Regions from separate parts of the Homo sapiens genome. Here all the other regions are linked to region 2. The links are chromatin contacts, found by Hi-C or POLR2A ChIA-PET in ENCODE. All regions are on one chromosome and are shown on one strand. Each heading gives the region's core, a stretch centred on a gene start or an enhancer-like site at or near the end of the contact. The rest is flanking DNA. Distances are from core to core; before and after follow the strand shown. Region 1 holds the start of CXADR (CXADR cell adhesion molecule). Region 2 holds the start of NRIP1 (nuclear receptor interacting protein 1). Region 3 holds the start of C21orf91 (chromosome 21 open reading frame 91). Region 4 holds the start of BTG3 (BTG anti-proliferation factor 3).

Region 1 (5,399 bases), core at 2,039-4,538, 2.4 Mb after region 2:
GATCTAGACCATCCTGGCTAACATGATGAAACCCTGTCTCTACTAAAAATACAAAAATTAGCCGGGTGTGGTGGAGTGCACCTGTAGTCCCTGCTACTCAGGAGGCTGAGGCAGGAGAATCGCTTGAATCCAGGAGGCCAAGGTTGCAGTGGGCGAGATCACGCCACTGCACTCCAGCCTGGGCGACAGAGCGAGATCCTGTCCCCCTCTCCCAAAAAAGCACATTCTGAAAAGATATATTTAAGGTGCAATGATTTGTTGTTGCACAGATACTTAAATTTTATTAACATATTGCCATAGAAAATAAGCATTCAATTCAACTTGAGAAATACTTGAGAACCTAGTATGTGCTTTCAGAAGTGACGAAGACAAAAAAAAAATGTGCTTTTTCAGCCTTCTAGAAGTATTTAGAACAAGAAAAGTGATTAATAGGTATGCAAATGCCTAACACAGAAGGAGGCAAAAGCTAAGAATTAGAAGAAAAAGTACCAGGAAAGGGATTAAGATAAAAATCCTTTTGGGTAGTTGTTGTTCCTCTTCCTCCTCCTCCTCCTTCCTCCTCCCTTCGTCCTCCCGGTCCTCCTCCCTCCTCCTCCTAAATCCTTTCGGGTAATTCCTCCCCCCCCCCTCCTCCTCCTAAATCCTTTTGGGTAATTCTTCCTCCTCCTCCTCCTCCTTTTCTTCTTCTTTCTGCTTCCTTCTCCTTCTTGGATCAAGGCTCTCTGCAACCTCTGCCTCCTGGGCTCACTTTATTAGCTCCACTTACTGAGATCCTGCTTACCGGGTTCCTGCACATAGTAAGTGGAAGATAACAAAACTAATATTGGATAATATTTGTCCTCCTACCTCAGCCTCCGGAGTAGCTGGGACTACAGGCACTGCGCGCCATCACATCCGGCTCATTTTTTATTTTTAGTAGATATGGGGGGTCTTGCCATGTTGCCCAGGCTGGTCTCGAACGCCTGGGCTCAGGCGATCGTCCACCTCTGCCTCCCAACATGCTGGGAGTTCGAGACCAGCCTGGCCCATATGGTGAAACCCCGTCTCTACTAAAAATACAAAAATTAGCCGGGCGTGGTGGCGCGCGCCTGTAGTCCCAGGTACTCGGGAAGCTGAAGCAGAAGAATCGCTTGAACCTTGGAGGCGGAGGTTGCAGTGAGCCGAGATGGGGTCACTGAACTCCAGCCTGGGCGACAGAGCGAGTATAGAAAAGTTCTCGTAGAACACTGTTAAACAGATGAACAACTTCAATACTTGCTCTTCTCTGCTTGATTTCATTTAGTGTGGTGAGTAAAAATTTAAATTCCAAATATTATTTACACGCAATTATATCCAGTAGAATTCCTGTTTGCTCAAATGGGAAGTCCCTAGCCGTTACTCATGTTGTCTTACGTCTGTATTGAACTCTTATTAGTTTGTAAAAGCTTTGGCAGAACTTTACAATCAGATGGTATGATTTTGCAAAGCCACTTCCTCTTACTACCACTGGTCATCTGTCATTTATTGGGCTGCCGTAAAGCAGGATTCCCCTTAAATCAAATTAAATTGGAATCACTTGAGTAAGGCTCAGGTACTAGTATATATATACATATATAGATAGATAGATAGATAGATATATTTTTTTTTTTTTTGAGACGGAGTCTCGCTGTGTCGCCCAGGCTGGAGTGCAGTGGCGCAATCTCGGCTCACTGCAAGCTCCCCCTCCCGGGGTTCACGCCATTCTCCTGCCTCAGCCTCCCGAGTCGCTGGGACTACAGGCGCCTGCAACCACGCCTGGCTAATTTTTTGTATTTTTAGTAGAGACAGGGTTTCACCGTGTTAGCCAGGATGGTCTCGATCTCCTGACCTCATGATCCGCCCGCCTGGGCCCCCAAAGTGCTGGGATTACAGGCGTGAGTCACCGCGCCCAGCCAGGCACTAGTATTTTTAAAACATTCTCCAAGTAATTTTCATGTGCAGCCAGAATTGCAACTCACCAGGCTAAACTGCAGTTGCGCAATTCTGGTCTTCTTGATACCTGATTTCTTTGCCCCTTCTCTTTTCTGGTTCAATGCATAATAAGAATTTTCCAATATTAGTTTTATTAGCTTCCACTTACTGAATTCTGCTTACGGGGGTTCCTGCTTAGTCTAGATAGTAAGCAGGAACTTACAAACTATGTAAGCTTATAGACTACATAAGCAGGAACCCTGTAAGCAAGAACTCAGTAAGTGGAAGCTAATTAAAACTACGTGCCAGGCAGGGTGCCAAGCATTTTTTGTGCATTATCTCATTTAACTTTCATAGCAACCCCGAAGTAGGTGCCATTTCTATGAAACCTGCCCAGTTACTGCCCCACTCCGCGGAATAAGCTCTTACCCACCGCTCCTCTTCTTCAATTCATTTCTGTTATGGAACTGTCGCGGCACTACAAAGTCTCTATGTAGTTATAAATAAACGTTATCTGGAAGAGCAGCCGACAACAACTTTCAAGATCTCCAATTCCCCGACCCCACACTCCAACTGACGCCTTCAACCACAACTACTGAGCCCCACTTTCAAAGCTCACTCACTAATATTGGATAATAGTTGTCTGCCTACCTCAGCCTCCGGAGTAGCTGGGACTATAGCGTCTTACTAGCCAGCTTCAGGGCTAGAATAGCCTTTCTGTGCAAGTGGAAAAAACCTCAGGTATTTCCCAAATCGGTAGCTGCAGAGGGGCTCTATCCCTACCAGAGATGGAGAAAAGCCCTCTCGCGCTTTTTATGTCAGCCAGAGCGGCTCGTTAAGAGAGCGAAGGCCAGGGGCTGCACAGGTCGCATCCCGTGAGCATGAGGTCAGAGAACCTGCCCCTGGGGCAAACCGCGAGGGGTGGGACGGGTGGGTGCAGGCGGGGCGGAGGGTAGGAGCCGCCCTAGTGGCGGCCCCTGGGAGTGTCCCGTGCCTCGCCTTAAAGGAGGGCGCCAACGCAATTTCAGTATGTGGGAGACGGGCTGCCCCACCCCCGCGCGCAAAACCCTGGTTTAGCTTAAGGGATGGAGGCGGGGACCCCTGCGCAGGCTTGCGGCGTGGGAGGCGGCCGCCCGCGACCTACGACGCCGCGCGCCGGGAGGCTGAGAGTTCGGCGCCGGGAGGGTCCCGGGGACAGAAGAGCGCCTCGCCCGGTTGCCAAGGCAACCCCACGCGGCTGGAGAAGCCGGCGCTCGCAGCCCGGCCCGGGCCGCTGCCGGAAGTGACGCGAGTTCACCTGCCGAGCGGGGGCTGGGAGGAGGGGCGGAGGGTGCAGAGGTGCCGCCGCCGCCGCGAGCCAGTCGGGAGCGCGCGAGGCGCGGGGAGCCTGGGACCAGGAGCGAGAGCCGCCTACCTGCAGCCGCCGCCCACGGCACGGCAGCCACCATGGCGCTCCTGCTGTGCTTCGTGCTCCTGTGCGGAGTAGTGGGTGAGTAGGGGCCATGGGGTCCTCAGCACCCGCCCAGCCCGGGGGCGCTCGCTGCCCGCGGCCACCCAGGAACAATGGGGCGTGGGGGAGGGGGCGGGCGCGATTTGGGGGCGCTGCTGCAGGGGCGGCGGGGCGGGCAGAATTGCACAGGGGCGCTTTTGCTGGGCCGGGCGCTCCTGGAGCCGTCCCGTAGGGAGCCGCGCAGGGCGCGCGGAGTGCCCGGGGACGGAGCCCTCGGCGGGGGGTGGAGGCGGAGGGGCTCGGGCGCGGCGTGTCGGGTGCGCCTCGCAGCTCTCCCATAGCATTCTCTGCCCCGGTGCGGGCTTGCCTTTCTTTGCTCTCGCCGTCTCCCTTGTCAGCCTTCGTGTCGGTTCTCTCCAGCGTTACCCGATTTCAAAAACCTTGGGCGGCGAGTTTTCAGGTGTCGAGTCGCCCAGGCGGGGAGGCTGAATTGCAAACGCCATTATTCAATGGACATGGAGCTGCCCGGTGCCTCGGATCGGCCAGGCTACCTCTAGGAAAGAGGCGCTGAGCGAACGCCAGCCTGGACGGTGTTAGTCTCCTGGAAGCAGCTCGCCCAGGCAGGAGCTGCTAACCAGACGCGCATTGTGAAGGAGACCGTGGAAAATCAAAAGTGGGTTCCTGCAAAAATGTAGCATTGGTTTCTGCAGTCCTTGGGCGAAGTGCAAAGGAGAATTCAGTGACCTCGTTTTTGAGTTTGTAATGAGTCGTTCATTTTGGAGATAAGACGGGCTGAGTTGTACAGGGTAATTGCTAGAGGATTTGCCAAGTGCGTTTGTCGACTGCTCCTTTCTCTGGGAGGGGAAAAAAGGCATGTGAAAAATGCGTGGACCATTAGGAGGCGTAATCATTTTGACACTTTAAAAAACGGATTTTCCATGTCGGTGTTTTAACCAACTGATCTTGTTTGTCAAACTAAGCACTTGCTGCGTTTTATAACCAAATAATTCATTTTTAAAAATCCGTAGGTGGGATCCTAGGAGGCGCACTTAGTATAGCCTCTGGAAGGGTAATTTTTTGTTGTTAGGTGCTCTGAAGCAGGATCTAGTGGCCCTTTCTGTTGGGATGGCTCTCTGCTTCCTGTTGAAATGTTAATTCCATTGTTGGATGCCACAGCTGTGAGCATTACTCATGGGATCAACATTCTATTAGCAAGTCTAATCTTCGATCTGAGCCTATAGCACTACCTCCACCTTTTTGATATATATCATTTAGACTTGGCGGGCTGAAATGTCCAAAGTAAGCCTTCCGGAGAAGATGAAGGGTCATAGAACCAGTTTACAGGTACATTCCCACCTTTCTTTCTTTTTTTTCTTTTTTTTGTCTAGGCCGAACCTGAAGATGAAGTTGAGAACACAGTGTGTTCTCTGGGAAAAAAAAAAAAAATAGTTTTAGACCACATCTAAAGCAGAAAAGTGGAAGAACATAAATTATGTGGAGGAACTTTTTTTTTTTTTTAAATGGAGTTTCGCTCTTGTTGCACAGGCTGGAGTGCAATGGCGTGATCTTGGCTCACCACAACCTCCGCCCCCCGCGTTTAAGCGATTCTCCTGCCTCAGCCTCCTGAGTAGCTGGGATTACAGGCACCCCCCACCATGCCCGGCTAACTTTTTTATTTTTAGTAGAAACCATGTTGGTCAGGCTGGTCTCAAACTCCCGACCTCAGGTGATCCGCCTCCCTCAGCCTCCCAGAGTCCTGGGATTACAAGCGTGAGCCACCATGCCTGGCAGGAACTAGTTGTTGTTGTTTTAACGGGAATATTTAGATAATTGGATTTAATTTTTTTTTTTTGGAATGCCTCACTTTGATAGGCACAATTCTAAGAAATAATATTTTGATGCAGAGAGTCATTGTGCTCATAAGGTATACACGGGTACAGTGAACATCTACTCGAAGGGCCAGTGTCTCAGCTAAACAAGGCAACTATCTTTATTCCAGTTTTTCAGTTTAAGAACAGCT
Region 2 (5,664 bases), core at 3,159-5,658:
TAATTCATTTTCCTCCAAAGTATAACTCCTGATTCCATGCTGGTACCCAATTTTGATCCTCTACTTTAAAGATATCTCAGAGACATTCAAAACAAAGTGTGAACATGCACAAAAGGGGAACTTGTCGTTTCTCTCCCTCAAACAACCACTATTTATATAATATTGCTGGCCTCCTAAAAGAGAATAGAATCCATTACCATCAGCAATTCATGTCTCTGCTTCAGCATCAGATGCAAACAGGATACAGAAACTAGATCTCTCTCCTCCATTTACTTTTTGTTCATTCCAACCTCTCGACATAATCTTCAGTTCCATTCCAATGGCCTGTTTCACCATCTGACACTCCTGGTTTTTACCTTCTCAAGTCTTAGTGGCCATAGTGGTGTTACATTTCTCTAATTGTTGTGTTATCTAAATACTACAGGATGAGCCTGCTCATTCCCCCTCCCCCAAAAGTCCCTGAAAAAACTACAACTTAAGGAAATGCAACTTGAACCTTTTTAGTTCACAGATTCAAACTCATATCCTGCAAGACCCTAGCATATCTTGTTGAAAATTTTCTTTGACTTTTCAACAGTAGTCAAGATTATTTTAATGAAAATATTTCTCCAGTTGGAAGACATGGGTATACAGGACTTTGCTAGAACGGCAAATGCTTTTTCCCAGTCTTCATCCGTGTAACAGTAAATCGTTATTAAACAAACACACAGAACAAAACCCACTCTGATTGTGTATCAATCACCTGAAGGGGCAGAAGGGAAAAGTACAAGAGTGAAGAAACTTCTCCCCACCCACAGCCAAGAAGGAACGCTGCAACTAAGGCAGTTTTTCATGGAAGAAAATATCCAAAGATCTAGACAGTGTTTATTTTAGAAAAGGGGAAGAGAGCAAGGGAGGGAGGGAAATGGTAGGGAAGGGACTACCATTTCCTCTTACTAACCTACATTAAAAACTAATTGTATCAAGCAATCTCAAATGCGAAAAGCAAAACTGACCCTAGCACAATTTAAAGTGAATAATGTTTTCCTTGACAAAAATTCGGTATTTTAAACTCATTCTGAGCAAAATTATCTTTTAACCTGATACACCAAACTATTACTGCTTTTCCCAAACAACAGTTAGAACATGAGCTTTTGAGTTTCTTACATTCTTTACGTTTTAAAATTAAAAGCCAAATTCCTTTAACCTCATATATCCTAAGCCACTCTGATTTAAAATTACTTCTATGTCATTGTCTTCTAGCATTGGTCTGCAATAGAATCTGTGCAATTAACAATAATCTTCTTCCCTCTGATCTTTCTAGAGTCAAGGATGGCATATCTCCTTATCTTATTTGTTCCATTAGATTGGCATATTTTGCCTCATCTGTCACCTTCTATCAAACTCTGCTTTCAGATATGCGTTAATTCATTTTTAGTTGTCCTCAATGTTCTAAAATAGTGATGTTTGACAGAATTAATACAGTGCTCTAGTTCTTTCTGTTCAACTGGTATTTAATTAAAGATCTTGGAGGCCATCTTTCTCTCAGGCTACACCACTTAAAGGAGGAACATTACTTCCTCCATGGACAATGTGATAAGCCACATGGCAACAAAGCTGCCTCCCTAAGGTCTCTCATTTAATAGACTGCTTTACCACATATAAACTACCAGCAAAACAGATTATCACTTTAATTCACATTGATTTTACTCTTCATATCTCTGAATCACAACTCTGTCATGGGCTGCGTTCTCTCTTAACTTCTGAATTTCCAGAATTTCTGTAGTTGTAATGCTCTCCTGTATTTTTGCTTTTGTTTCATCTGGACTTCAAAAAGTTCTAATGGCATCTGATTGGGAAGATTTCTTGAATCTCTGATAACAACGCAGAAGTCTTTAAGCAATCAGAACTGCCTTGGCGCACAAACTGAAAACTCCGTTTTAAAATCTTCTGAATTAACATCTTTTGGAGAATAGCCCACTCAACTTGATATGTCATAATTTTCAATTCTAAAGGTGGCACGGATAATTTAAAGTGGCACTTGCTATTTATTACTTAAATAATTGTTCTCTTGGACGGGCTTTTGAAAGCTAGTACTTCTTAATCATTTTCGACTATATCAGAACTGTAACAGACATGTCAATTTAAGCAAACTTCATGAGCAATAAACTAACAAACAGACTCTAGGTGGTGGTATAGGTTATTTTTTATCATGATGTTTTGCACTTATAACTGCAAGAGTCAGAAAAGCCTTTAGTCTCTTCACACACTTCTTTAGTGCAAAGTTAACAATATTTTAGGGTGTTAAAATTAGCAAAATCCAAGTTCTGCAGAGTTTAGAAATGCATGTAAAAGAGGCATTAAACCTGGTTTTCAACTAACTTCCCACAGGCATTAAACCTGGTTTTTCAACTAACTCATTTGAATAAAATCAACAACGAACAGTCCTTTTTTTTTTCTGTTATGTTCTGATGTATATTTTACTCACACTCCTAGGGCACTTTTAAAGGTAAGTTTGGAAAGAGGTCTTTCTCCACCAGAGTATGAAACAGACTAGAACAACCAATCCTACAACCTGCAGGGCAGTAGCCGCTCCACTAATTGATTCTCCTTCTTTGTCTCTAGGAACTATGCCCAGGCAGAAAAAAAGTTACTGTAGGTGATGAAGCCAGTGCTCCCTGAACCAAATAAACCCTATCGACGTTACCGAACTGCCGGGCAAAACCAGAGCAACTCACTTACTTGGAAGGTGAAAAACACTTCAACATACTCCAGGCGGCAACCGACACTTAGGGGCCAGGCAGATGAAACACCATTTGTTTAAAAAGTCTATTATTTCACTGTCTCTTCAACAAAGGTGGAAAACTGATGATTAAACACTGAATAATGCCACCCACTTACTAAACCTATGATTCACTAATAAGCAGGTTCAATGCAATTCATAACTTTAAAGAATGAATTACCGAAGCCCCTTGCTTCACAAATTCCCCCAAGAAACAGAAAGAGCATTCATCACATATAACCCGACAACCATTTTTACTATGGACACCTACAGATGGCTTCTCTTCCTCTAAGGACACAATTTCCTTCACAATCCCACATGTAATCATTTACAATACCAGAAACAAACTCCAACTCAGTTCCACCAACTGGGTTTTTAAAAATCCTTGTGCCTAAGAACGTCTTTTTTCCCCAAAGTAAAATGTGCCATTAAAAAATATTTTTAAAACGCAAAAGTGCTTATCATTCCGTACTTCTTTTACTACCTTCAGCAGCCAATTATTGACGTGATAAAAGGTAGAAACTCCTGGAATGCTTCAGAGATCAACATGTGTCACAGACTCCCAGCCTGTCCGCCTCTAAGACACAGTTGGTTCCTTTGTTCCTTCTGACTGAACACCAACTCCTGATCAAAATTGGGAAACTACTTTGGAAGGGATGGGAGGGTCTGCAGAATACATCCACGGAAACCTTCATAAAACAATATTCAATCGTAATAAGGTGGACACAGAAGAAGGGAGAAAAGGCAGCCTCCCGGACTTCCACCGGGCTCACCCTAAATGGGGGCCGGCCCCTGGCTCCTGGTAAAATGATGGCTGAGGCCTCGGGTCCGTGAGCCTCGCCATCGGGAGGGGACCGCGAGTGCGGGCAGAGCGGCCCGGGGTCGGGTGGGGGCCGGGCGAGCTGTCCCTTTTCCTATTCACTTTCCCAGCCGGGTATCCAGCGAGCAAGGAGCAGGGAGGCACCCAGGCGAAAGGCGCCGCCCAGGATCCGGCTGGACAGCAGGACGGAGAGCGGCGAGGCGAGCGGTGCCCGGGGTTCGGGACCGAGAGGGCAAGCGAGCGGGGGCAACCCCGACCCGGCCCCCCGAGTCCGGCCCCGCTCAGGGGCCACGCGACGGCCGCCCCCTTGCCCAGAACTGGCACGGACGGGCGGGCCGACCCGGGGCCACTCCACAACTTGCCGGCCCGCCGCCCCGGCCCCCCGCGAGAACCCGGAGACTCGAACCAGGCAGCAGAGGCAGGATTTCCCCGGAAACGCGCCCTCCCCGCCGCCCCGACGCCCCCGCGGCCCTGCCAGCCAAGCGAGAGCCGACGCGGGCCGCGCTCCCGGGCCGTTTCCGGCGGCGCCGGCGGCCGCTACTCCTGGCGCCCTGGCCGCGGCCGTCACTCACCCCAGGCCGCCGCGGCTCCCAGCCTCCGGCTCCGTCAGGCTCGGTCCGCGAAGGCGCCTGCCGCCCCGTCCTGGCCCGGCGCCCCGGCGAGCTCTTCCCTCCGACCAGCGGCGCTCACGGCGCAGCGGCGGACGCGAGGCCACGGGCGGACGGGCGCGCGCGGGTGGCGGGCGGGCGTGGGGCCGGGTCGTCCCTGCGCCTCGCCGCCGCCTCCTCCGCCGCCGCCTCCCGAGTTCGGGGCTCTGCTGCAATGTCTGCGAGGCTGACTTTGAGCGCCTCGCTCACCGCCCGCCCGCAGCCGCGCTCCTCCCTCCGCCGCCGAGTCCGCCGCGGCCCAGTCCCTCCCCTCGCCGCCCCACGCCATTCAGCTCTTCAGCCAAGTTTCTTAACCCTTTTCTCCCCCTCCCTCCCATTGTCACCCGGTCAGGAGGAAGCCGCGCGGATCCGGGCGGCTCACAGGAGCTGCGGAACCCCCTCTGTTTCGTGGATTTCCTTCTCGCCTGCTCTCCGGGTGTCCCAGACGGGGCTGCAAGACCCGGAGGCAGCGAGAGGACCGCGTCCCCGAGAGAGGGGCTGCACGGCGCGCCCGGGCCGTCCCCCGGGCTCCCAGCTCTGTCCAGCCGCCCGCGACCGCTGCAGGCGCCTGGACAGCTCCTCCTGGGGACCGGGGAAAGCGCTCTTGGGACCCAGGCCGAATGCTCCCGTTTGGGCACAGCCTGGGGGCCGGGGCGCCCCAGACGCTCCAGGGTCCCCGCCTGCCTTAAGCGTCTACCTCCTCCCCTTCACCCCACAACACGCGCTCTCTGGGCCCCCTTTCACCCACCCACCCCCAATTTCTATCTCCTTGTAATCTGTGTGTCCTGCTTTAATGTTGGGGGGCACGGGCGCGAACTCTGGGTCACTTTGACCCCACGCCCAGCACGTAGTAGGCGCCCAGCACTCGTGTGGAGCGACTCTGGGAGGAAAACTAGGAAGGAGACCTGAGGAGCGCCCCGCTCAGCTCCCTGGACAGACGTAGGACCCAGGAGCAGGGTTAATCCTCGGCTGCTTTGTCACTGCGAAGTCTCCAGCGGAGTCTGTCAGCCAATCTGCATCATCCCCGGGAAGGATCTGACCCAACAAGACAAGGGAAAAGGAGCAGGGCTGCTACTTCTTCAGCAGCTCTCCTCGGTTCGGTCTCCGAATAAGAAATAACAATTACATCACGAGGCCGGGGCGGCAGCGCGGTGGAGCCTCTCGGTTTCCTGCAGCCTAATCTCACTGAACCCGCCTCTAAATTGGGGGGGCCACAGATTGGTGAAACGAGAAAGTGGAAGGAGGAGAGAGTCATACGAAACCATAATTTCCCCTTATCCTTGTATTTGCTGTTTGAAAAATCGTATCCTCAACGCTCCCCAGACATCTCACTAGAACTATTAACACCCCCTCAACACCTCCCCAGATGTCAGGTTTCTTTTTGACTTGAGCATCTAGCATTTAGTAATTCGCCATGAAAAAAATTACCAGGGGAA
Region 3 (5,577 bases), core at 1,873-4,372, 2.8 Mb after region 2:
TGCTGAGATATTATCAGAGCTGAAATGTTAAGAGATGGTACCTAAGGTAATATTTGTATATTCTCTATATAATGACTGAGAACCAGTTAAAAGGCTTATTTTAAAAAGCTAGAAAAGCAATTACGAAAATTTAGGGTTCTGTGGAAAAATTCGATCATGGCATGAACTCCATTAATGATGATTTGCCAGCAAACACTGGTTAGAAAAAGCTGGCTGAGAGAATAGCAAGGATAACCAATTAGGATTAGAACATCAGCCCTATTGCTATAAAATAACTATTGACAGTAGATCAATGGTATTAAGATCACATATACTAGAACCAGACTGCCAGGCTTTAAAGTCCAGGACCAACAGTTATGAGCTGTGTGACTTCAAACTGTATTTCTTAGGTCGCCAAGGTTCAGTTCTATCACATTTAAAATAGAAAATGACAGTAGTCATTCCAAAGCTATCTTGAGTTAAATAAGATAATCCACATAAGGGGTTTAGCACAGTGCCTGGCACATAACAACAGCTTGCCATCACCACTACAGCAACCCTGGGCAGTCCAACTTTTTGGCTGTTTCCTTAAATGTAAAATACAGGGTTTGGACTAGATAATTTCTAATGTCTTTACTCATCTAAAATTAAAATTCTACAATGTATCAACAATATACAAGCCAACTCTATTTCCAAAGAACATAAATTTGGATTTTCACCCCAGCATGATTTAAGTACTGTAAAAGAAACTTATTTTTAAGATATCCTTTTATTTTTATTTAATTTTTTAGAGATGGGGTCTTGCTATGTTGCCCAAACTGGACTTGAACTCCTAGGCTCAAGCAATCCTCTCACCTTAACCTCTGGAGTAGCTGAGATTGTAGGAACACACCACTGTTCCTGTTATGTCATCTTTTGAAATTAGCTATAATCACTACATTTATTAAAGCTGAAGTTATAGATATTCTATGTAATCCACAAGAAATCCATAATCTTCCATCACATACTGTTTGGTGACCATAATAATTTCTGAATAACAAGTCCTAACAGGAATTTCAAGGTATATAATCCCCCACTATATTTTTTTAAACAATAAGAACATTTCATACCCCATACTTAGTAAACAGAAAATAAAGATCATGAAAAATTTCAAATATATAATACAGAAAAAAGGAAAGAACTATTTTGAAACTGTCCAAAATCTAGAGGTTTAATAAAGTCTCTCTACTGATATGTTACAACTCAAAACTCAAATTACAGGCCAAATTTTTTTTGCAGGAATATTAAGGTTTTTTTTAGTATGACTCATAAATATCTAAACCAAAAATCAATTGTAATATGACAACACTAACTGCACCAACCCAAATAAATCCTTCCAATAGGGCTTTTTTTTGGGGTTTCTTTTTGGATTTGGAGAATTTTTCTTCATATATCTTAGGGACATTATTAAAAAAATTTTAAAAACCTTTTCAGGTTTTAAAAATTACCAACAGTGTGTGTGATCACTGAAAAGAGGTTAATCTAAAAATTTTAAAGTATTTTTCCAGATAATAAGATCATACTGGTGAGAAAAGAGTTCGGGCTCATCTCACTCAAATACTTGCATAATAGGCTCGAAAGAATAAAAAAATTGTTATGTTACTTCTTAATATAAAAAACACACAGGTCTGTTAAAATCTGACAATTCAATAAGCTCTCAAACCAGAAAACACGTTTCCCAGTCAACACTCATACTTATTTCTGTATTAGGAAAAATGGGGTTGTTGCAGGGGTCTTTAAAAAAAAAAGATTTCTCTTAAATTCGTAACTCTGTTAACTGCACCTTCATTTCCAGAAACCTTATCTTTAACAAATCTCTACACTATTCATACTTAGCACAATTTCCAATCATTGAAGACATTTTAGTTTTACCTTACAATCAGTACAAAGCAGCTGTGTTAAATTCATTCCATAAGATCAAAACTATACTGTGTCCTTACCCTCAATATTTAGCTCAAAACAAATGTGGCAGAAGGAGAGTGTTTCTTTGTCTGTTCCCAGTTTACAAACACTGCAAATGTTGTCATCATTCAAATCAATGTTTACAAACTGCTCCTCTTCGTTCATAGTGCCCCTATTAAGAAACAGAAAAGGAAAGTTACACAATTTCATGAACCTGCCTTTGGGGTAGTTCCCTTTACTGGGAACTTCTAGGAAATAAGGATGCTGTTCAGCTCATTTAAAGCAAAAGCTCCATCAAACAAGCATCGCCATACTTGCACTCCAACATTGCACTTTTCCTGTGGAAAGACACAAAGCTAGTAAAACTTAAAGCCAGGCCATAGGTGACACTATGTCCGTGTCTTTTTTGTCCTATAGTTGATTGGGTTAGTGGCACCTGAAGGAAAGAGATTTGCCGGCATTCTAGTCCTCCTCCTTCGTCCCCCAACCTCGAATAATCAGAGGGCTTAGCAGCGAGGCCTTTTCAGCTACCAGGTTCTGTCAACCTAGTTAACGCTGTGAGAAACAGGAAAAACGACCTGCACGGGACACTGCTTTGCTAACTTCATTGGGGGAACCTCAGATGCGCCTCGCGAACTCGGAGTTGCGAAGCTTCGCATCGAACGGAGATCGGCGGCAGCAAAATGCACGTGGGTACCGAATACCCGGGGAGGGCGTCCCGCCGTGTCCGGGGCAACTACACCGAAGGCCGAGCGGCGGCTTCACGGTACCGGCCGGGCACCGCCGGAGGGGCCCAAGCCGGAGCTGGGAGAGCCGCGGCATCCTGGAGCCCGGCGGGCGGGAGAGCCTCGTCCCATCGCTCCGGGATTCCTCCCAGAGGGAAGAAAGCGTCCGAGGGCCACGGCGGCCGGTCCGCCCAGCCTCAGCGTCTCGGGGAGCCGGGTCCTGGCCCGGCCTTCGGCGTTGGGGGCGCGCGGCCGCCCCCAGGGAGTCGCGGACCCAAGTCCGTCTTTCCGTCGGTCTGTCCGTCGGGGCGCCTGGCGCGCAGCAGCGCGAGGGGCCACGGGGCTCGGAACTCGAAGGAGGCGGAACGATGGGACTGGGGGTCGGGGCTCAGGTGGGATGGGAGCAGGGCTGCGGGGTCTTTACCGTCCGGCTCCGCGGGCCACCACCGCCGTTCCGTGCGGCTCGGGTTCCTCCACTATTGTTTCCGGCCGCAGCAGAGGCGGCCGCCGCGCGCCTGGCCCCGCCCTCTCCCGCCGGCTCCATCCCGTAAAGGCTGCGGGGAGGGTGGCGCGGCCGCGGGCACACCTGCGCGCTCGCCGGGCTGCTGTGGGTCCGCCCCTCCGCTCCTGCACCGACGCCGCACCTTCGCCTCGAGTTCTCCTGTGATCCCGTGTTTCCTGGCCGGAGTTTCTTACCGTTCTCTGGAACGTAGCTCCTCACACACCCCTCCTCGAGGTGCGTAGATAGACGAATCCGTTCCACCTCTCCCTTCAGCCTAGTGCAAACTACTGCCCCGGGGCGGGGGCCGCAGGCGGCGGGGGTAGGAAAGCCGCGGGTGGATGGCAGAACGGGAGAGGTGCGTGGGTGGCACTTTGACTTCAGGAGAAAGAAGCAGAATACTGTCACTGAACTTATAGTTAAGTGCCAGTTGAAGTATCTAACGAAGGAAAAGTTCATATTCAGGTGTCATGATAGAGGCATAATTTCAAATACAGAATCTTTTCAAATACATTATTTGTTGTGGGGCGCCCCTGCCCCCAATATGGTACATCCCTCAACGCCCACGGGAAAAATCCCGAAGCCCCACCTCTTATTTTTAGGTCCTGCTTGGTTCTCAAATTCTTTGCTTGACTTTTGTTTAAGCTATTCTGTTTTTTTTAGGGTATGGTTCTTGCAGTACTTTCACTTACATTTTCCATTGTAGTCCTCACAGTAACCTACAGAGGAGAAACAGGAACTGTTCTCTCATGTTGCAGCCTACGAGTAATTGACCCAGGTTATCACAGTTGGTTAGAAAAAGGCTGGGACTTGAACCGAAGGCTACTGACCTAAGATCAATGTTATTTTCTACAGCATCATATGTATGTGTTCTGGTTGCACTCACATAGAAAGAGGGCTAGCCTGTCAATCTACATGTAGGCATTCTTGAACTGATGGTTAGGAATGGACTGTCTAGATCTTGGAAACTTCTGGGCCAAATTAGCACTCCAGTTATGGCATTTGTGCCTCGCAGGAGCGATCTGTGTCCTTGCCACCTAAATTGTAGTAGATGAACAAACAACATTGACATTACTTGGTTTCCTGTTAGAAATGTAGAATCTCAGGCCCCACTCGAGATTTCCTAAATCAATACTTGCACTTTAACAAGACCGCCAGGAGATTCCTATGTTCATCGAAGTTTGAGATGCACTAATTGAAATGAAAAGCCTGTGCTTTTTCTCTTCGAATTTCTCATTCTAGGTAACTACGACTAAGATACCTTGCATGTTGGATTCTACCCATCTTTTCAATAAAAAGCATTCTTTTAAAAAGGACTCTTTTAAAGTGATTCAATAAAAGTGTTCTAAAATCACTAAAATTTAAAAATTGAAACAAGTTATTTTCACTTCTCAGAATTGTCTTCCTTCCTATGGCATTTCACATTGTTTACTTGCTATTCTTAAAACTCTTCTCTCTTGTTGTTGGCTTTTTAAAAAAAATCAAGGAATAATTTACAGAAATAAAATGCTTCCATTTTAAAAGCATTATTTGATGAGTTTTGGCAAATACATACACTTGAGTAACCACCACCCCAGTGAGGATACAGAACATTTCCACAGCCCCGACATTTCTTTCTGTTCCTTTCTGGTCAAGCTCCTTCAACATGGGATCTAATTTATATGACGAAGTGTTTTAGTTTTGTCTGTTATAGGAATTCATATACATAGAATTAAGCAGTGTGTGTTCATTTGTGATTGGCTATTGTCATGCAGCATGTTTTTGAGATTCACGATGGTATTTTGTAACAGTGGTTTCTTTTCACTGCTCGTCTTAGTCAGTTTGTGTTCCTATAAAGGAATACCCAAGGCTGGATAATTTATATAGAAAACAGGTTTATTTGGCTCATGGTTCTGGAGGCTGTACAAGAAGCATGGTGCCAGCATCTGTTTCTGGTGATGGCCTCAGGCTGATTCCATTCATGATAGGAGGCAAAGGAGAGCCAGTATGTGCAGAGATCATGTGGCCTGAGAGTGAGCAAGAGAGAGAGGGGAGGAAATTCCAAGCTTGCTCTCTCTTTATTTATTTTTTATTTTTTATTTTATTTTATTTAAAAACGAGTTCCACTGGGAATTAAGAGTGGGAATTGATTCACACCCTAGAGAATGGCACCAAGCCATTCATCAGGGATCCATAACTAAGCTCCAACCCCTTGCTCTCCACTCCCCAACCAAGCTTCACCTCCAACGCTGGGGATCAGTGGGGCATGGGGGCTCATACCTGTAATCTTAGCACTTTGGGAGGCTGTGGTGGGCTGATCGTTTGTGTCTAGGTGTTCGAGACCAGCCTGGGCAACATCGTGAAACCCCATCTCTACCAAAAAACCCCACAAAAATTAGCCAGGCAGGGTGGTGCATGCCTGTAGTCCCATCTACTCAGAAGGCTGAGGTGGGA
Region 4 (5,943 bases), core at 478-2,977, 2.5 Mb after region 2:
ACGATACGATGGAAAAGAAAACCCAAGGCAATTTAATATACGGGTTGGGAAGAAAGTTTTGCTGATGGAACTACATTAGCCTCCACTCCAGCAAAGCAAACAAGGAACCACACTAAAGAAATGTACTGAATCTTTTAACTAGATCTTTCTCCTCATTCATTACATTTGCCAACTATGTGCCACATATCTGAGTTCTGGATTTGTTTCTGTTTGCTCTGCTTCATATAAAAAAATAGAAAAGAAGGAAAGAACCACTTAGTGGTTGCTTTTGGTTGTAACACAAGATGACTCATTTGGACTTTTGTTTTCCCCGTTTGAAGAAATGATAGCTCGAACAGCTGAAAAATAAGCCCACTCCCACCAGTATTCTAGGAGTACCAAAAGGTGAAAGAGGGAGAGTTACAGTCAGGGCAAGAACCACCAGAGGCAAGCAGGGCCAAGAAGACCTCAGGCGTCTTGAGTAAGTAGGCGTCCTCCACCCACACTCAGAGCAAAAGGCTCCCATTTTAAATATCGCACGGTGACGTCATCCTGGGACCTCGTCACCGCGGCGGCTGCTCCTCAAGTTCTACTTTGTTCCACAAGGCTCCTCTGCTCACGGCTGCGTGGATAAAACCCAAAGGGAATCCAGAATCAAGCTCGGCCTCGCAGGAGTTTATAACTTTTGTACTTTTCCCTCCCTTGTAACGAAAAGCTAATCGCAAACGTTTCTAGGAACACATTTTTCTCCTGATAGACGTTCCCAAGGTGGAGGGCGCGAGAAGACTGGCCCGTGGGGTGAGGAGCCCCGGCCCGACCTCAGCGGCGCCACAAAGCCATGAAGAGGGGAAATAATTTTCCAAGGGGCTAAGAGTTGGACTTTCTGAAGCCATCGAAACCTGCTGCTAGGCTCTCCCGCTGGGGTTTTGAGAGAGGTAGGTGAGGAGGGATCAAACATCTCCACCCGCTCTTGAAAGAACCGCCTTGAGCTGCGCCCAACTTCTGCAATCCCGGTTTTCCCCAAGTTCAAGGGGAAGGGCCCTGGCGCCCAATGCCCAGCCTCCCCGACAACATCCTCGCCAGGGTGCGCCTGCCCCGCGGGTCCGCTGTCCCCGGCGGGCGGCCCTGGGTTCGAGGACCCGGCTTCCCGGAGGCGCGACTCTCCAGCAAACAAGCGGAGCTCCAGAAAAAACACCGACGCGAAGGGGGTGGACAGAGGGTGGGAAGCCGCGGGGTTGTCGCCCACCCGGAGGCGGAATGTAACGCGCTGTGGGAAACGTGGCAGGAGCCCTGAGGCGGCGTCTTTTTCCTCAGGCGCCCGCCGAGGGTCCCGCGGAAAGCCTCGCGGGCCGCCCTCGCGGCCCGCAGCCCCGCTCTGGCGCCGAGCCGGAGCCCATGCAACCTGGTTCCATCCCCTGCCCCTCCCCTGTCCCCGGTGCGCCGCCCGCCAGCGAGCCTTCGACGTGGCCGCAGGGGCGACGGGACCACCCTCCCCCGATACCCACAGCCCCGCCATGTCTGCCTTTCCCCGGCCCGGTCTCCTCACCGCCGCTGCCGCCGCCGCTCTTCGGCCGGAGATTCGGCGGCCCAGACCGTGTCCTGGCCGGGAACTGAGGGCTCCGCCTCAACGGGCCCGCGCTGGGCAACAGGGAGCGCAGCGAGCCTCGTCCGGCGCGTGCGGCTCCCGCGTCGTCGGGCGGCCAAGCGCGCGTTGAGAGGACTGGCGGGCGGACGAGCGCGCACACGAGTGAGCGCAGCCCCAAAGCGGCGCGCAGGGGGCTCGCGGCCCGGAAGAGGGGAGGGGCGATGACCCGGGAAAGGGTTGGCGCGCGCGGGATCGGCTCGCGCGCCTGAGGGGCGGTGCCGGGGGCGGGGCTTCGCCGCGAGGCCACCCCCGAGCCCCGGGCCTAGCCGCACGGGAGGCGACACACCCTCGCCCTACCCTGAGCCTGGCGCAGACCCTCGACCGCGACGGCGCGGTCCGCAGAACCGCGGGCTTCCCTCCCCGGCAAAAAGCGGCGCTGAAGGCCTGTGGGACCCCCGCCCGGCCGCCCTACGTGCGTCAGCGCCTTCGGGGGTCGCGCGGGCTTGGTCCTTTCGGCTGTCTCGGCCTTTTTGTTTCCCCCTCAGGTCTCTCCACGCTGCACTTGACACCCTCAGGGCGGAATGGCGAGTTCTAGACCCAGCTCTCTAGACCCGGGGCTTCATGGGGGACACGGACTCGACGGGAAGGGGAACTTGGCATTTATGGACAGATCCTCATCCTTCTTGCTGTAGTCAATTACACGCACGTTAACCGTGCAGCCGCCCTGCTGTATTTTAGGCGGTTGTTGGCACTCCTAGTTGGGCCCTTCCCTGGCCCCTCACAGCAGGGCCTGCCTCCTGTGGACGCTTGTGTGCTGCCCTGGCACCGGCCACTGTGTTTTGCATAAAGGAGAGGCTCCAAAGATGTTGGCCAAAGGAATGAAGCCTTGAGAGTCCAGGCTTTCTATTTCTGAGACACTCTACTCAAGGACTTCCCAGATGCAAAGCTTCATCTTTGAGCAAATACAAATATGGAGAGGGAACATTAACTTTCTGAAGAAAAGAAGGAACATCTTTTCAACCTTTTATATTGAGTTAACACCATGGTCTTAGTTTTGTGAAAGCACTTTAATACATCCAACTAGCGGGAGGAATACAAGATATTCCTACCTTTTTATTATTATTATTAAAAGAGGGCTAAACCATGTTGTAAACTACTTAAGAACTGAATGTTCAAGTTGTACAGTATATTGGCCAGATTCCTTACTGCCCACTAGGCTTGGGAGCATGTTTTCAGCTCAGTTTTATGAATGTTTTAAATTTGTATTACTGATCTTTGTTATAGCCAATTAGCAATTCAAAATGGTAATTTTTTTAGCAGTAATAAATATACCATCCCCCAAACAGTACAATAAACTTTATTTGTAAAAAAAAAAAATTATACTCTTCTAGGACTTAGTCTACTTACTGGTACATTTAAAGAGGATATTTACACCTTGGAGTCTTCTAGGAGGTGTGAAGGTGTTTTTATTTTAAAATCATAACAATCTGATGAGGTTATTTTTACAGATAAAGGCCTTTAATTCTGCAGTTTCATAAAATAGCTAGGTAACCACCCACATTACTCAAAATTTGTCCAGAAATTTCTATAGTTTAGGATTAGTATTTTGTGTAGTATTTATAAATCTGTGGTCCACATTTTCCAGTCTTAGAGCAGTACCATATTCAAAAAATACAGGCAAGAACCTGAAACCCAATTTCAAAATGACTTTTAAAAAATTCTCAGGCTGGGCACTGTAGCTCATGCCTGTAATCCAGTACTTTGGGAGGTCAAGGAGAGAGGATCATTTGACTCCAGGAGTTCAAGACCAACCTGGCCAACATCATGAAACCCAATCTCTACAAAAAATACACAAATTAGCCAGGTGTGGTTGCATGCAGCTGTAGTCTCAGATACTCTGAAGGCTGGGGTGAGAGGATCACCTGAGCCCAGGAAATTGAGGCTGCAGTGAGCTATGATAACATCATGGCACTCCAGCCTGGGTGACAGAGCAAGACTCTGTCTAAAAAAAGAAAAAAAAATTCTCATAGCTGAACACTGTGAAATAGACACATAGCAAACAATGTCTCTTAAACACTTTTTCTCTCATCCACTTCCCTTGCACACACAGTATTTGTTTTTATGTCTCTTTCAAAACTTGCCCTACTCTTGTGTGCTTCAGATGCTTTGCCCCAGCTCTCTTTCCTTGTGAGTTGGAATCACAAAATCACAAATGAATTGGTATGGCAAGGCAGAGCCCTCCTCTTTATGGGACTGAAAGAGGAGAGCTGCTATAAACTAAATGTTTGTGTCCCTCGCAATATTCGTATGTTGGAGACTAAATCCCCAATGTGATGGTATTTGGAGGTGGGGCCTTTGGGAGACACTTAGGTCATGAGGGTGGAACCTTCATGAATGGAATTAGTGCCCTTGTAAGTGGAAACATGAGAGAGATGATCACTCTGTCTGCTCTCTTGCCAAGTGAGGATATAGGGAGAAGACAGCAAACCAGAAAGCATACCTTCACCAGACACTGGATCTGCTGGTACCTTGATCTTTAACTTCCCTACCTCCAAACTGTGAGAAATTTCTGTTGTTTAAGCCACACAGTCTATAGTATTCTGTTATAGCATCCTGGAATAAGACAGGAGCAGAGCTGATGTAAATAATTACAGTAGTTCCCCCTTATCCACGGTAGGATATGTTCCAGGATCCCCAGTGGATGTCTGAAACTGCACATGGTACCAAACCCTATGTATAATTTATAAATTAGGAACAGTAAGAGATTAACAATAATTATAATAACAGAACAATTATTATAGTACACTGTAATAAAAGTTATGTGAATGTATGCTCGCTCTCTCTCAAAATATCTTATTGTACTGTACCACTGGTAACTAAAACTGGTGAAAATGAAACCAGGGATAAGAGGGAACTACTATACTCATTAATATGTATTTCCATTTCACAGCTAACTTTAAGATATTCACTTCTATTGTGTGTTAATGGTGTAGTTTGCTTTTAGCACAAGTGGTTTCTTATGAAAATGAGCCACTCTAATATGTCTAGGGCTTTATAATCACAGGAATCATCACACACATCCTGTGGTTGTGTCTCAGAGTTGCAGAGAATGCAACTTAGAATCAACAAAATCTGTGAAATAGCTTTCAAAATTAGGACTTATTTTCACTAAATATGTGAGTCTTTAAAATCCTTTGAACTCAAGAGTTCAGCATTAAAAGCAAAACAGTCGGCGGGTCGTGGTGGCTCACGCCTGTAATCCCAGAACTTTGGGAGGCTGAGGCAGGTGGATCACCTGAGGTCAGGAGTTTGAGACCAGCCTGGCCAACATGGTGAAACCCCATCTCTACTAAAAATACAAAAATTAGCCAGGTGTGGTGGCATGCTCCTGTAATCCCAGCTGCTCAGGAGGCTGAGGCAGGAGAATGGCTTGAACCTGGGAGGTGGAGGTTGCAGTGAACTGAGATCATCGTGCTCTGCACTCCAGCCTGAGCAACAGAGCAAGACACTATCTAAAAAAGAAAAGAAGGAAAAAAAAACAGTCTTGGGTACCATCTTCTCAATTCACTTGTCAAGTTTGAATCTGAATACAAAAGTCTTTTTTTTTTTTTTTTTTGAGACAGAGTCTTTCTCTGTTGCCCAGGCTGGAGTGCAGTGGTGCAATCTCGGCTCACTGCAAGCTCCGCCTGCCAGGTTCACGCCATTCTCCTGCCTCAGCCTCCTGAGTAGCTGGGACTACAGGTGCCCACCACCATGCACGGCTAATTTTTTGTGTTTTTAGTAGAGACAAGGTTTCACTGTGTTACCTAGGATGGTCTCGATCTCCTGACCTCATGATCTGCCAAAACAGTCACTTTTATAATGGACATGGAGGATTTTGTGTTATGTTAGTTGCATTAGCTATGTAGAGAAACTGGTATGTAACATAGAGGATGTTACGTTACATAGCATATGTTACATTATGCTATGTAACATCAAGGAAAAGTGTGTGCAGCCTTCTGGGGCCTTTGGAGGTCCAGCAAGTAAGATCTGAGACTATAATTTTAAGAACACTTCAACACATTTCTTCAAAAATTTCCAGAACTTAGCCATGTAACTAAATTAAAAAAGACTAAATCTACTTCTCTTGCATTAGCTTCTTAAATATCCATAAAGCAGCAGTGATTAAAGTATAAGCATAAAGAAAATTTGCAATCTTCATTATTTTCTCCGTTACATCATGCCATAAAACTGACTTCCAAAAGTCAAAACACAAACTCTCTTGATGAATGAGGCAATGGAAACTGGGCACACCAACCTCCTATTTTGAGTTGCATTAACTGTGGAAACTTTCCTCCCTACCTCAAAGAGGCCTCAAACTTGGCTCATCTTTTTCAGAA

The links. Hi-C counts contacts between places; a loop is a spot of excess contacts on that map. ChIA-PET counts read pairs that join two places held with the same protein, here RNA polymerase II (POLR2A). Pooled maps may share reads with other maps.
Region 1: a map of CD4-positive, alpha-beta T cell shows a loop between it and region 2 (9-fold over the local background). The contact joins the promoter of CXADR here to the promoter of NRIP1 in region 2. A Hi-C loop is called at or near these places in 2 of 168 maps with a recorded cell type or tissue (CD4-positive, alpha-beta T cell and naive thymus-derived CD4-positive, alpha-beta T cell) and 4 of 50 pooled maps. POLR2A ChIA-PET finds 5 or more read pairs at or near these places in 1 of 52 experiments (activated CD4-positive, alpha-beta T cell).
Region 3: a map of CD8-positive, alpha-beta T cell shows a loop between it and region 2 (6-fold over the local background). The contact joins the promoter of C21orf91 here to the promoter of NRIP1 in region 2. A Hi-C loop is called at or near these places in 2 of 168 maps with a recorded cell type or tissue (CD8-positive, alpha-beta T cell and naive thymus-derived CD4-positive, alpha-beta T cell), 2 of 37 single-sample maps with no recorded cell type and 9 of 50 pooled maps.
Region 4: a loop to region 2 is called in a map of CD8-positive, alpha-beta T cell, with 12 times the contacts of the local background. The contact joins the promoter of BTG3 here to the promoter of NRIP1 in region 2. A Hi-C loop is called at or near these places in 6 of 168 maps with a recorded cell type or tissue (CD4-positive, alpha-beta memory T cell, CD8-positive, alpha-beta T cell, endothelial cell of umbilical vein and 2 more), 3 of 37 single-sample maps with no recorded cell type and 23 of 50 pooled maps. POLR2A ChIA-PET finds 5 or more read pairs at or near these places in 1 of 52 experiments (HEK293).

What each region holds. Positions count from the first base shown.
Region 1 is chr21:17,509,755-17,515,153 of GRCh38, forward strand. CXADR (CXADR cell adhesion molecule) reads left to right here and starts at 3,289. Exons shown (of 7, transcript NM_001338.5): 1 at 3,289-3,418. The coding sequence starts at 3,376. RefSeq lists silencers at 2,740-2,859, 2,920-3,459.
Region 2 is chr21:15,060,592-15,066,255 of GRCh38, forward strand. NRIP1 (nuclear receptor interacting protein 1) reads right to left here and starts at 4,409. Exons shown (of 4, transcript NM_003489.4): 1 at 4,154-4,409. RefSeq lists enhancers at 2,761-2,810, 5,261-5,310 and silencers at 3,641-4,500, 4,751-4,930.
Region 3 is chr21:17,816,234-17,821,810 of GRCh38, forward strand. It overlaps C21orf91 (chromosome 21 open reading frame 91), which reads right to left and starts at 3,123. Exons shown (of 5, transcript NM_001100420.2): 1 at 3,070-3,123; 2 at 1,959-2,092. The coding sequence starts at 2,085. All of the region lies in intron 2 of LOC124900465 (a long non-coding RNA gene), which reads left to right. RefSeq lists a silencer at 2,738-3,517 and an enhancer at 3,768-3,817.
Region 4 is chr21:17,611,174-17,617,116 of GRCh38, forward strand. It overlaps BTG3 (BTG anti-proliferation factor 3), which reads right to left and starts at 1,728. Exons shown (of 5, transcript NM_006806.5): 1 at 1,526-1,728. It overlaps BTG3-AS1 (BTG3 antisense RNA 1), which reads left to right and starts at 513. Exons shown (of 1, transcript NR_149073.1): 1 at 513-2,941. It also overlaps a transcript of CXADR not described here.